3 separate regions of the Mus musculus genome follow, and all the other regions are linked to region 3. The links are chromatin contacts, found by Hi-C or POLR2A ChIA-PET in ENCODE. All regions are on one chromosome and are shown on one strand. Each heading gives the region's core, a stretch centred on a gene start or an enhancer-like site at or near the end of the contact. The rest is flanking DNA. Distances are from core to core; before and after follow the strand shown.

Evidence for each region. Hi-C counts contacts between places; a loop is a spot of excess contacts on that map. ChIA-PET counts read pairs that join two places held with the same protein, here RNA polymerase II (POLR2A).
Region 1: a loop to region 3 is called in a map of heart, with 2.3 times the contacts of the local background. The contact joins the promoter of Eif4ebp2 here to the promoter of Nodal in region 3. A Hi-C loop is called at or near these places in 3 of 37 maps with a recorded cell type or tissue (all heart). POLR2A ChIA-PET finds 5 or more read pairs at or near these places in 5 of 5 experiments (Patski and embryonic stem cell).
Region 2: POLR2A ChIA-PET joins it to region 3 with 22 read pairs in embryonic stem cell. The contact joins the promoter of Pald1 here to the promoter of Nodal in region 3. POLR2A ChIA-PET finds 5 or more read pairs at or near these places in 4 of 5 experiments (Patski and embryonic stem cell).

Annotation. Positions count from the first base shown.
Region 1 is chr10:61,449,859-61,454,171 of GRCm38, reverse strand. Eif4ebp2 (eukaryotic translation initiation factor 4E binding protein 2) reads left to right here and starts at 1,503. Exons shown (of 3, transcript NM_010124.2): 1 at 1,503-1,770. The coding sequence starts at 1,626.
Region 2 is chr10:61,382,193-61,386,209 of GRCm38, reverse strand. It overlaps Pald1 (phosphatase domain containing, paladin 1), which reads left to right and starts at 2,687. Exons shown (of 20, transcript NM_013753.2): 1 at 2,687-2,918.
Region 3 is chr10:61,415,717-61,419,493 of GRCm38, reverse strand. Nodal (nodal) reads right to left here and starts at 1,522. Exons shown (of 3, transcript NM_013611.5): 1 at 999-1,522. The coding sequence starts at 1,194.

The DNA.
Region 1 (4,313 bases), core at 254-2,753, 35 kb before region 3:
ATATGTAAATGCATCATGTTACATCATGTTACATCTCTGCCTGGTGTTGCAGAGATCAGAAGATAAGGTAGGTCAGATTCCCTGAACTGGAGTTATGGGTGCTTCTGAGCCACTACAAGTGTGCTAGGTACTAAACTCTGGTCCTCTCGGTGCTCTGCAACAGCAACAAGCGCTCTTAACTACTGAGCCCTTCCTCAGAGTCATTGATGGTTAAACCCTTAGTTCATCGTGTACGCATTGCTTTCCTTTAATAATGAGCAATTAAAATTATACTTCTTAAAATAACTTTGATTAGCTGGGTGTGGTGGTGCACGACTTTAATCCCAGCACTCAGGAGGCAGAAGCAGGTGGATTTCTGAGTTCGAGGCTAGCCTGGTCTACAAAGTGAGCTCCAGGACAGCCAGGATATACAGAGAAACCCTGTCTCGAAAAACCAACCAACGAAACAAACAAACAAACAAACAAACAAAAACTTTGATTACATTTATTTATTTATGGGCAGGCAGATGGGTGCTCATGGACTAGTGGAGAAGTCAGAGGATAACTTGGGAGAGTCGGTCTCCCCTTTCACCTTGTGGCTTCTGGGTGGTGGAACTCAGGTCTGCAGGCTTGGTGACAAATGCCTTTCTTTACCTGCTGAGCCATCTTGTGGGCTCCCAGAGTTATAATTTTTTAAAAAGATTTATTTATTTATTTTATGTATATGAGTACGCTGTAGCTGTCTTCAGACACATCAGAAGAGGGCATCGGATCCCATTACAGATAGTTGTGAGCCACCATGTGGTTGCTGATTTGAACTCAGGATCTCTAGAAGACAGTGCTCTTAACCACTGAGCCATCCCTCCAGCCCGAGTTATACTTTTAATGGTTAGATATAGATGGGAATATGAAGTAAGCCCTAAGAAAGTACTGTTAGTCCACACTTACACACCACAAACAATTACACACACACACACACACACACACACACACACACACACACACACACACACACACACACACACACACACACACACACACACACACACACACACACACACACACACACACACACACACACACACACACACACACACACACACACACCCCGCTTCCCCCCCCTCCCGCGTGCCTTAATCACCTACACTCAGCTTCACTGGGAGTCTATTATGTTCCTCTGAACTCAGCCCCGCCCCTCAAAGTCCCGCCCACCCTAAGGCTCCACCCTTCAACACTTCCTTTTTCCCGGATTTCCGGGTTCACCCTCTGCCTCTAGCCTTCGGCTGCCTCAGTCACGCCCCCAGCTACCCGCCCACTCGCCTCAGACACGCCCTCCAACGTCACGTCCGGCTTCCATATTGTCCCTCCCTCTACTACCCCTTGCTCCCGCCTTCGACCGCTTCCGGTAGTCATCGTTGCCGCTGCTGCCGCTGCTGCTCCTGCTGCTGCTGAGGCTGCAGGCGGAGGCCGGAGGACCGGGCGGCGGCGGCGGCGGCGGCAGCGGGAGCGGTATCGCAGCGGGACGACCGGGCGAGAGCAGGCGAGTTGAGAGCCGAGCGTGAGGAGCCAGAGCCGCCCGGCCCCGCCGCCGCCGCCGCCGCCGCCGCCGCCGCTGCTGCACAAAGCCTCGAGCCCGCGTCGGAGCCATGTCCGCGTCGGCCGGTGGTAGCCACCAGCCCAGCCAGAGCCGCGCCATCCCCACGCGCACCGTGGCTATCAGCGACGCCGCGCAGCTACCTCAGGACTACTGCACCACGCCCGGGGGGACGCTGTTCTCCACAACGCCGGGAGGTGAGCCGCGCCCGGCCTGCCCGCCATCACGGCTGGCGCGTGGCACTGCATGCTCGACCAACAGCTTCCTCCCCGCTGCCCGTACGGTGTGCTGCAGACCGTGCATTCTGCGCAGCGGGGCTTGCCTCTGGAGCTGTCCTACGGGCTTTGGGGAGAGGGAAGTCGGGGAGACGGACCTGGCGCGGAAGCCTAAGATGACTGGTCTGGCTGCGCCGAGAGTTCCGAGACGAGGCTGGCATGCACTCTGCATGCCTCGCCCAGTGTTAGCCTCCTTTGACAGCATTGTTTACTTTGTTAGAGGAGTCATCAAAGGTTGGGGGAGCCCCAGCTCCCACAAGTGGGACGTGTAAAATAGCTCCTTTGGTATCCAAGAAGTTGTTGGCTTTGGTAGAGGCGCTGTCAGGTTTCAGATCAGGGCTTTCGAAGAGCGGTTTTAAAGGTGCTTTGTCAAACAGCACACACTAGTCGGGTTAGGTTGCTTGATCCTAGGGAAAGGGCTTGTAGAAAAAAGCGATGCAAAGGGAGGTTCCTGAAGTTGCTTTTCAAAAGATGGCCGGGATCCGTTTACTATCACTGGAGAAGAGGTAAATAAAGTATGTTGAATTGGTCACGAGAGGAGGAAGCGCAAAGGTTGTTTGTCTCTTTTCTGGGCTGTTCTCTAAGAGGGAGGAGCCTGGAAGGGGTTCTTCCGGTGCCTTCATGAAGGGAACTGGCTTTCTGTCCCTAATCTCAGAACTTTGCCTTCTTTTGGTGACCCCGGGGGCTGGGCTTCAGCTAGAGGGTGAAGATTTGGTTAGCAGCCCTTACAGTCTATAGATCGCTGATCATGAGACAGGACTCCTAACCAATCACTTAAAAGTGGGCCTGGCCATCCTGGAATCTTGTGCAATTGGAAGGCACAGAGTAAGGGGACCTTGCCAACACCAAGAGACAGCAGTCCAGAAGGCTGTGTGTGGTAGTTAGGGCTGTGACCCTACTACTCCAGAAAGACGGGGTAGGAGAATGGCAGTTTAAGGCTAGCCCTGGCAATATAATGAGTTCCAAGGCCAGGCAGTGGTGGCACACACCTTTAATCCCAGCACTTGGGAGGCAGAGGCAGGCGGATTTGGAGTTCAGCCTGGTCTACAGAGGAGTTTCAGGACAGCCAGGGCTATACTGAGAAACCCTGTCTCAAAAAAAAAAAAAAAAAAAAAAAAAGAGTTCCAAGACAGCCTGTGCTACAGTGTCACACCCTGTCTCAAAAAAACAAACAAAAAAACCAACCAAACAAGGAAGGGGGCAAAAAAAAAAAAAAAAAAAAAAAATCAAAGCAAACATCTAGGAGAAAAGTTGGCAGAGGATCCAGCCAGGCCGGTCCAGAAAAGGGATGGCAGAAAGGCATAAATGTCCGGAAAGACCTTCCAAATGACCCAGGCAGGAGGGAAGCTGCACTCCTTAGAGAGAGCCAGGTTTAAGGAAAGACAGTGGAGATCTGGTGAGAGGGTAGTGGTTTAAGTTGCTGAAGACAGCTTTGTTTATTTTTGTTTTTCAAGATGGTTTCTCTGTGTATCCCTGGCTGTCCTGAAACTCACTCTCTAGACCAGGCTGGCCTTGAACTCAGAAATCTGCCTGCCTCTGCCTCCCGAGTGCTGGGATTAAAGGCGTGAGCCACCACTGCCTGGCTGAAGACAGCTTCCTTATATGGTCTTTTCCTTCTCTCTTCCTTTCCTCTTGCTTTTCTTGAAACAGTTTTTTTTTCTCCATATGGTCCACACTACCTTGGACCCAAACCCATGATCTTGGACTATTAGCCTTGCCAGTGCTGGGATTTATTGGTGTGTGTTATCTGGTGTAACAAAAGTCGGGAAAGCTCTTAGTCAGCCCTGGATGGAATTGTCTCCACTTGAACAGATAACTTTTAGGAAACAGATTAGTGGCCAGCACTGGTCAGGCAGAGGCAGGATGATCTCTGGGAGTTGAAGGCTGGCCCATTGTACAAAGTGAGCTCCAGGGGCCCAGGACAGCCAAGGCGACATAGTAAGAGCATGTCTGTCCATCTGTCTGTCTCTCTCTCTATATATATACATACATACACACACACACACACACACACACACACATTTCTAAGGTGATCTGTAATTAACTCCAGAGGTCTTTGTGATATTGATGAGTAAAATGCCCATGCTTCTAGCAGCTCAGAGCACACATGACAGTAACAGGTGCATTTAGCCCTGCCCTACTTGGGGAAGAAGCAATTTTTTTTTTTAAGATTTATTTTATTTTTATTATATGTAAGTACACTGTAGCTGTTTTCAGACACTCCAGAAGAGGGAGTCATATCTCATTATGGATGGTTGTGGACCACCATGTGGTTGCTGGGATTTGAACTTCGGACCTTTGGAAGAGCAGTCAGGTGCTCTTAACCACTGAGCCATCTCACCAGCCCCGGAAGCAAACTTTTTAGCTGTACATTGATATTGTTCTTCTGCGGGAAGCTCTAGAGAGGGAAAAACCCTGTGGACATATTTCAGACAGCAAGCTGCTGTGCTTTCAGAAGTAGGGAA
Region 2 (4,017 bases), core at 1,438-3,937, 34 kb after region 3:
ATTTTTATTTAGGTTCATGTATATACACACATACACATGTACACACACATGCACACACATGTACATAATGCACACACACACACACATGCACAGACATACACACACACACACACACACACACACACACACATACATACCCACACTTGCGCTGAAACCCTGTACAGACACACAATCCCTTCCTCATATTTGTGCAGAGGAGCAGCACAAGTCTTGATTGTGCAGATGTGTTCCACACAAACACATCTGTACAGGGTTCCCCACTCTTTAAGCCTGTGTAGGGTACTGAAGGTGTAGAATTGGATCCTGAATACTCTGTTTTCTCAGGTTCTGTTCCGTGACCCATGGGTCCTTTCTCAGGAGACCCGGCTTTGCTGTGAGCTTCCAGCTGGCACTGTAGAAACGTCTACAGCATTTGAGAGGCTCCAGGCTGGCTTAGCTAGAAGAGCCGCTTCTTGATCCTTGATTTCTACTGGGCCTGAAGAGAGTACAGGGTTTCTGCTCATCGTGCCCTTGGCTGCTCTGTGACCTCTCTCCCCATCTTAGAAGCAAGTGGGGGTGACTCTGACCCTCAAGGCCTGAGTTTAGTCCTTGTGGCTCATGGGACTTCCCTGTCCCAGCCCACGACCAGGGCTGCAGAGCAGGGGCATACGTGGGAACTGGTAAGGTACCTGTGTCCTGTACCTGAGACGTCTCCAAGTCTCTGCCTCCTAGTTCCTGAGGCCTTTCCACCAAGCTGTGAGGCTGTTGGTTAGAGTTTGAAGGGCTGTGATTACAGCTGTTCTTTCGGGCCACCACAGAGGGCTTCTCTGCTGGATTCAACAAGAGCAGAGACACGTGTGAATAACACATCTTCACTCACTGAAGATGATGTGTCAGGCATATGCTGGGGACCAAAGACAGATCACACATGCTCTGACTCTCCAAGTGCCGTCCTTAGAGGCACACAGCCAGGGATCCAGTTTCTTCGGGACAGTGCAGGGCACTGTGCATGTATGTGTATGTTCTAGTCTCTCTGTGTGTGCATTCTATACCATGTGTTTGCACATGCCTGGCTATGGCACTGTGAGCAAACTGTCCTGAAACCTGTCCTCAGGCCCGCAGGGGACCCATTTGGGGCTTGAGTGGATGGGGACATGGAGCTGTGACAAAGGAACCAGGAAGAACACTGTGCCCAAGGATGGAGCCTGACAATATGCTACACACTTTACTTAGGCCTCTGGTCCCCAGCTCAGTAGCTCCTCAAACATCTCTCTCAAAGATGCAGAAGGTGGGGGTCACACAGCCCAGTTAAGGAACTGTAGGCCAATCTGAGTGAAGTGTGGCTGGAGCCAAGATGGCCATGGTCCTTAAGCAACCCTCTGGGCTTTCTCTTTCTTCCTCACACACCTAGGATGGGCAGAAGGGAGTCTGACATAGAGGGCAGGTAGTCCTGGGGCCTCAGTTTCCCCATGTATTAAAATAGGAATAGCGAGGGCTAGGGATATGCTAGAGTGTTTGCATGCCCAGCATACACAAGAATACTTGATTTCAACACCCAGCACTGCATAAGCCAGAATGAGGGACCGTGCCTATAATCCCAGCATTCAGGAGGAAGGATTTAGAATTTCTAGGTTATTTTTAACTAAATATTGAACAAAATCAACTTGGGATATATGAGACCGTGTGTGTATGTGTGTGTGTGAACAATGATAGGTACATAGGTACCTGCTAAGATTACACAGATGAGATACCGCTGCAGACATGCTGGGTATCTGGCCAGACCACCCTTAATGAGTCCTTTTAGGGTTGCAAGGCCCTCCTTCTGCATAGTTCAAGTTCCCTAGCTTGATTTTGGCTAAAGGCCAGGCCTGCAAAGTCTTCATCCTGGTCACAACTCCCTGCAGAGCGTGCCAAGGACCCTCTAGCTCTGACTGGGGCCAAGGCAGGTAGAGGCAGGAAGGAAATATTCCTCAGTGTAGGGAGAGAGAGACAGAGAGAGACAGAGACAGAGAGAGAGACAGAGAGAGACCTCATTCCATACATCAAAGAGGCTTTCCTGAGACCTAAGCAGGGGTGAGTAAGTGCCCATGGGTGATCCAAGGTCAAGGGTCAGGTACCAGAGCCCCAGAGCCCACCACCACTTGGATGCGTTGGGTAGGGGTAGTGGGGCTGCTCTTCTTCCAAAGACTGGGAGCTGCAATTTTCCTAAGCCAGCGGTCAAGGTGACCACCTGCTCTTTTAGGGCTTCATCCTTCGACGTCTATTCGGAGAGGCGTCAGACCTTCCCTACGGAGCTCAAGTGGCACAGGAGAAATGCTGATTCTGGGGTCCAGGAGAAGCAGAAAGGGGAAGCCCGGGGCTACAGACATAACAGGGGCCCTGGAGTAGGGGAGGGGGTGTGGCGCCACCAGCCTAAGCATTTTTCTCCAGCCATGGAGATTGGAAGCCGGCCTTGGGTATCTTCCAGAAGGAACCGACCAGACAAGGAAAGAGGAACTTGCTTCTCCCGCAGGTTCCCTCTACCCTAGGGTTTTCCTCCAGGCGTAGGGCGAGCAGACGGAGGATGCTGGCCCGGAACCGGCTGGATTGAAAGAGGGGGGAGGGGAGTTGTGCCTATCCGACCGTGGTGGGGTGAGTGTATCTTTAAGTCCGCACCCCCTCCTTGTGGGCGGAGGCCGAAGCTGTGACCGCGCCCTCCCAGGCGTGGGAGGGGGGATCCGGACTCGAGGCGGGGTTCTGGGGGTGATCCTGGCCTCGGTGGCCCCGGGCTGGCCGGGTCTGCGCCGCCTGGACACAGCAGGAGCTGCCTCCGCCCCCGGATGGGCTGGGAGGGTGGGCGGAGTCATCTGGAGCCCGCGCGGGTAGTGCCCGAAGCCCGCCTCGGCGCCGGCAGTCCCCGGCCGCATAGCGCGACGCTCTCCCGGAGCTGCGGCTGCCAGGTAAGCACGCGTGGGCCGCGCCGAGGGAGGATCGGGGTCCCTCGGTTTGGGGCGGAGGCGTCCGAGCCACCCAGGCCTGCCCCAGGTCGGCGCCACCATGCTTTCTCAAAGCTGGAGCTGCTCCCGGGTTGTGCGCAGGTCGATCCCGGACTCATCTCCTGTACTCTGGCTTCCCTCGGAGTGAGGGACAACATGGAGTGGCGACACCCGCACTTCTTGGCCTGGGAGCCCTCCGGGCCAGCTGGGCTGGGCTTCCGAAGAAGTTAGGAAAGATAGCCGCGTTGTGACCCCGGCATGGGGTCCCCAGACTTATCTGCAGGACCCTTGAGGCCCAGGGGCAAGGGAGCAAACTGAGGGGCCTGGCAGGCACTGGCTTTGATTCGCCGCTCGGTTTGGTCTCTTTTGAGGTGGGGTTTCCTTGGTGTGAGCGAGGGTGTGCGTGGAGCGTGAGTACATTCATGTGCCTGAGCATGACACCCCCCTCCCCCCAAAAGACATGGACTTAATAGAAAGGTAGTGTTTGGGACACTGACTGTCCCAGTTCCTTGTAGTGGCCAAGCTGCCCTTGTTTTGTAAATCAGACTCCACAAAAGCCTGGCCCGGGGTGAGCTTGAGGCATCTCTGGTCTTCCAGCCAGAGAGTATGGGCCGGTCCTTGTCTGCCCACAGCCAGTGACAGAGCACCTGTGGCTGTGGGCTCCGGGCCATGCACAGACAGTGTGGGAGGTGGGAGGACTTGGAAGGGCTCTGTCCTGTTGTGGCTCTGTCCTGCAAGGGAAGACAAGAGAGAAACACTTGGCCAGTTCTCTGATAGGGAGTTTGATACCAGCCCTGGGCTGGTAGCCCTAGAAGAAAATGCCAGGAGGTTCCTCAAGGGAATTGCAAAACACCGGCGCAGCGAGGGTACTCTCGCTGGGTGTCCTGTGACTTTGCTGATAGATGTGTTTAAATGTCCTGGTGCAGGCAACCCCACCCTCCTCATTAGCATTACTAATCAGGACCGCTTTGCACCTCGCCTTGTGCGGCGGTGGTGCTGGGGCGGGGGCGGGGGTGGGGGGATGGGATGGGGGCAACAAGCGTAGGATGGCTGGCAAGGACTT
Region 3 (3,777 bases), core at 273-2,772:
AGGGGCCTAGCATCCCACTGATTTCCCATTGCCTTGCCCTCCAGGCTGTCCTGTTCCGCGGTCCCCAGATGACCCTTCAAGAGAGGGTCACCGGCAGTCACAGCCCAGACGCTGCAGGCAGGGGACTAGGGACTCCGCCTCCAGGTCGTGAGGGCCGGCGGGCGGCGGGTCAGACCGGATTAGAAGATGTGGATTGCGTCCGGGTCCCGCGGAGGGCCGTCTGGCCCCAGAGGACAGAGGAGCGGGCTGGCCAAGCTGCCCAAGAGGCGAGATGTTGATTGCGCCCAGGAAGGTAGTCCTGAGTCCGAACTCCCTCTCCTGGGCACCCACCTGTCGGCCTACTCTGGTGAGCATCACTCAGGTCGCTGGGTCAAACACACACACACACACACACACACACACACACACACACACACACACACACACACACACACACACGAACACCTCGATCCAAGTAGGTTCCGAGCCTGTTGGTCACCAAGGACACCTGACACCGCCCAACCACGAGAGTTGCCTGAGTTCTGGACTTTCTACACCCGATCTCTAATTTCGGATCTTTGAGCCCTAGTTCCTGGTGTCACTTGCTGCAACCGGGATAAAACCAGTAACGACTTGTTTTATTTTACGCCCGGTTCTGGGCAGAGCGTTTCTGGGGGAGATGGGGCGTTGTCACCTAGTCCCTTCTATAAGTCTATCAAAAAGGTCTTACGATTTCTAAACTACAGATGGGCAAACTGAGACTCGCAGGTGCTCAGTGGCGCAATCCGGCCCACGCCCTACCCTTTTTACCCTCTACCATTAGAGGTAGGACCGACCGGAAAGGCGGTGGCCCCTGGTTCCATTCCGATCGCGCCACTAGCGCTGTGCTGAGCCTGCCCACGGAGAAACAATTAATCCCAGTCTCTGGACGATTCTTGATGCTCAGTCCCCGCTGCAACCATCGCGCGCCTCCCGGCCGTGAGCCCTTAAGTGCTGGCGAGGCCAGGCTTGCAGCCTACCTTGCGCCTGGAGGCTGCGGATGATGTCCGCCCGAGGCAGCGGGTCTCGGTAGAGGCTCAACATGTACGCCAGAGGGGACGGTGACGAGGGCTGCCCCCGTGTCCACAGAGGCAAAGCGGCCGCGGTCGGGGCGCGCGGGTGGAGTAGAGCCCAACAGGCTTGAAGAAGAAGGATGCGGAGGCTGTGGGCACTCATGGTGGGCTGTTTGGACCCGCAAACAACACCAGGGTCCCTTATATCTGAGCCGCCGCCGCCCCGCCCCTTTCCCTCCCTCCCTCCGGAGAGGCCTATAACCTATAGGTTAAGAACTTATAACCACCCTGGAGGGGCAGGGCAGGGGAGCCCCTGCTGAGGGGAGGTGTGATGTGCTGAGAAAGACTACAGAGAAATTGTGGCGGGGGGGGGGGGGGGGAGTTAGGGGTGCATACAGACTCTGAGTCTAAACCGCCCCGCACCTTGCCCCTCTACCTCGGGAAGTCTCCCTGCTGAGACAGCGGGCTAAGGCTTGCTCCGAGTGAAGCTTGATGAGCTAGAGGTGTGTTGGAGCCCTGGCTGGCTTCAACCCCAGAACCACAATAATGGCTTCCTTACTCTGCCTCTTCTGGACCCCTCGCGGTCCTCTCCAGTTCATCCAAAAACAGGTAGGGAGTGCTGGGCTAGGGGCCAGTCCTCTCTTCTGGGTAGCACCAGGCTAGCCTGAGCTACATCCTTCATTGGCAAGGCCCCTAGGTAACTAGGGGTTATTGAGAATTTGAAAGAACAAAGATTAGCCGGGTATGGTGGCGCACACCTTTAATCCCAGCACTCGGGAGGCAGAGACAGGTGAATTTCTTTTTTTTTAAGATTTATTTATTTATTATATGTAAGTACACTGTAGCTGTCTTCAGACACTCCAGAAGAGGGCGCCAGATCTCGTTACGGATGGTTGTGAGCCACCATGTGGTTGCTGGGATTTGAACTCCAGACCTTCGGAAGAGCAGTCGGGTGCTCTTACCCACTGAGCCATCTCACCAGCCCAACAGGTGAATTTCTGAGTTCGAGGTCAGCCTGGTCTACAGAGTGAATTCCAGGACAGCCAGGGCTACACAGAGAAACCCTGTCTCGAAAAACAAAACAAAACAAAACAAAACAAAAGATGAGCTCTAGGGACCTTGTTCTTGGTGACAAATGCCAGCTTCAAATACCAAAGTGCCCTCCTGGGGAGCAAGGGGAATAATTACTGGAAGCTGAAGGCCCAGCTATAGGGAATCTTGATTCTTGGTGGTTTGAGGGTGACAGGTCCTTACCTGCTTGCTATGGGAGTTTTTGAAGGTGGAAAAGAAAAGCTGGAGGTTTGCTGGCTGCATCTCCTGCCTGCGGGGCAGAGCCCTGGGACATCTCAGTCACTCTCCAGACCTGCTGACTTTGTCTGCCCAAGACAGAATTAAATGTCTTTGGTTTTTCTCAAAGTAACTGTCCTCAGTCATATTTCTTGTTTATGAGGAAATTCAATGTAACAAATATGCCATACGCGTAAGGCTTAGGGTAAGGGGTGGTAGGGCAAGGGGTGGTCATTCTTTCACGCTGCATAAATGATTGAGTTCTTAGGAAGGGAGCCATTGAGAAGAGAATTTGCAGGATGGAAAGATCCTAGCCTTTGTGTTTTCAAAAGGGAAGGCGGGATAGAAATTACCTTTAAAGAAATGTAAATTCCTGTCCCAAAGTCCGCCCCCATGTTTTCCTCCTCCATGACTAGTTTTCTCTTAGTTACTCCCCACCCCCACCCTGCCCCCTTCAAGCCTCCAACTAGCACATTAGCAGCTGCCTAACATTTACTGAACACCTACTATGTGCTGGGTACTTTACCCACTTGGGCGCTCTCACAAGTTGCGGGATGAGCAGGTGCTGGAAGCAGAGGGAGACACACAGGGCCCGCAGACCTGCGTGATCCTGTAGGAACTGCTCTAAACAGCTGAAAGGAGCCTGAGGTTGCAGGCACCCTGACTATCCTGATGAACTACCAGTTGGCTTATTCTGCCCTCCCATTCAATACCGTAGTCTAGTCTTAAGCTCCCCACCCCACCCTAAACAGGGTCTTGTGTAGCCCAGGCTAGCCTCGAACTCATTTTGTAGCTGAGGATGACCTCAGAATCGGATCGCTCCTCTTGCGATCCTCTATCTACCTCCTACTTACTCATTACGTGTGCCCTGATTTCTGTGATATTGAGGCTTGAACCAGCGGTCTCCTGCGTGCTAAGTAAAAACAATAGGAATTGAGCCCCAGCCCCAGCCCCAGCCCCACGCCCACAACAGTGCAGAGCACTTGTGTGGACTTGCCCAAGGACGCTGTCTCCTGAACTGTTTGTTAAGCCCCAAAATTCCCTCCGGACTTCAGAAGTGGAATTTGGAGAGAGGGCGTGGCTATCTACATATTCATCGAGCACCCCAGGGGTTCTTATCTGAAGGCTTTGGAAACCTGGGTGGGCCAAGTTACCTAGTAGGATGTGTCCCCAGTAAAACAGCTGGCGAGATCTCCTCCTACCCACTTAAAGCTGAAGTGCATGGGAGGCTCTGAACCCTGATGAAAGAATTAAACAAACATCTGGATGCTTATAGTGTAGGGAACAAGGAGGTCCTGCCTTCTGCAGCAGACCTCTCCCCAGAGGCCAATGGCCCCTGGGTCCTAGCATGTACAACTCAGACAATGACAGCTTGCTAGGCATTGTGGGATATGATTTTAATCCCAGCACTCTGAGAGACAGAGGCCGGAGGATCCCTCTGAGTTCAAGGCCAGCCTGA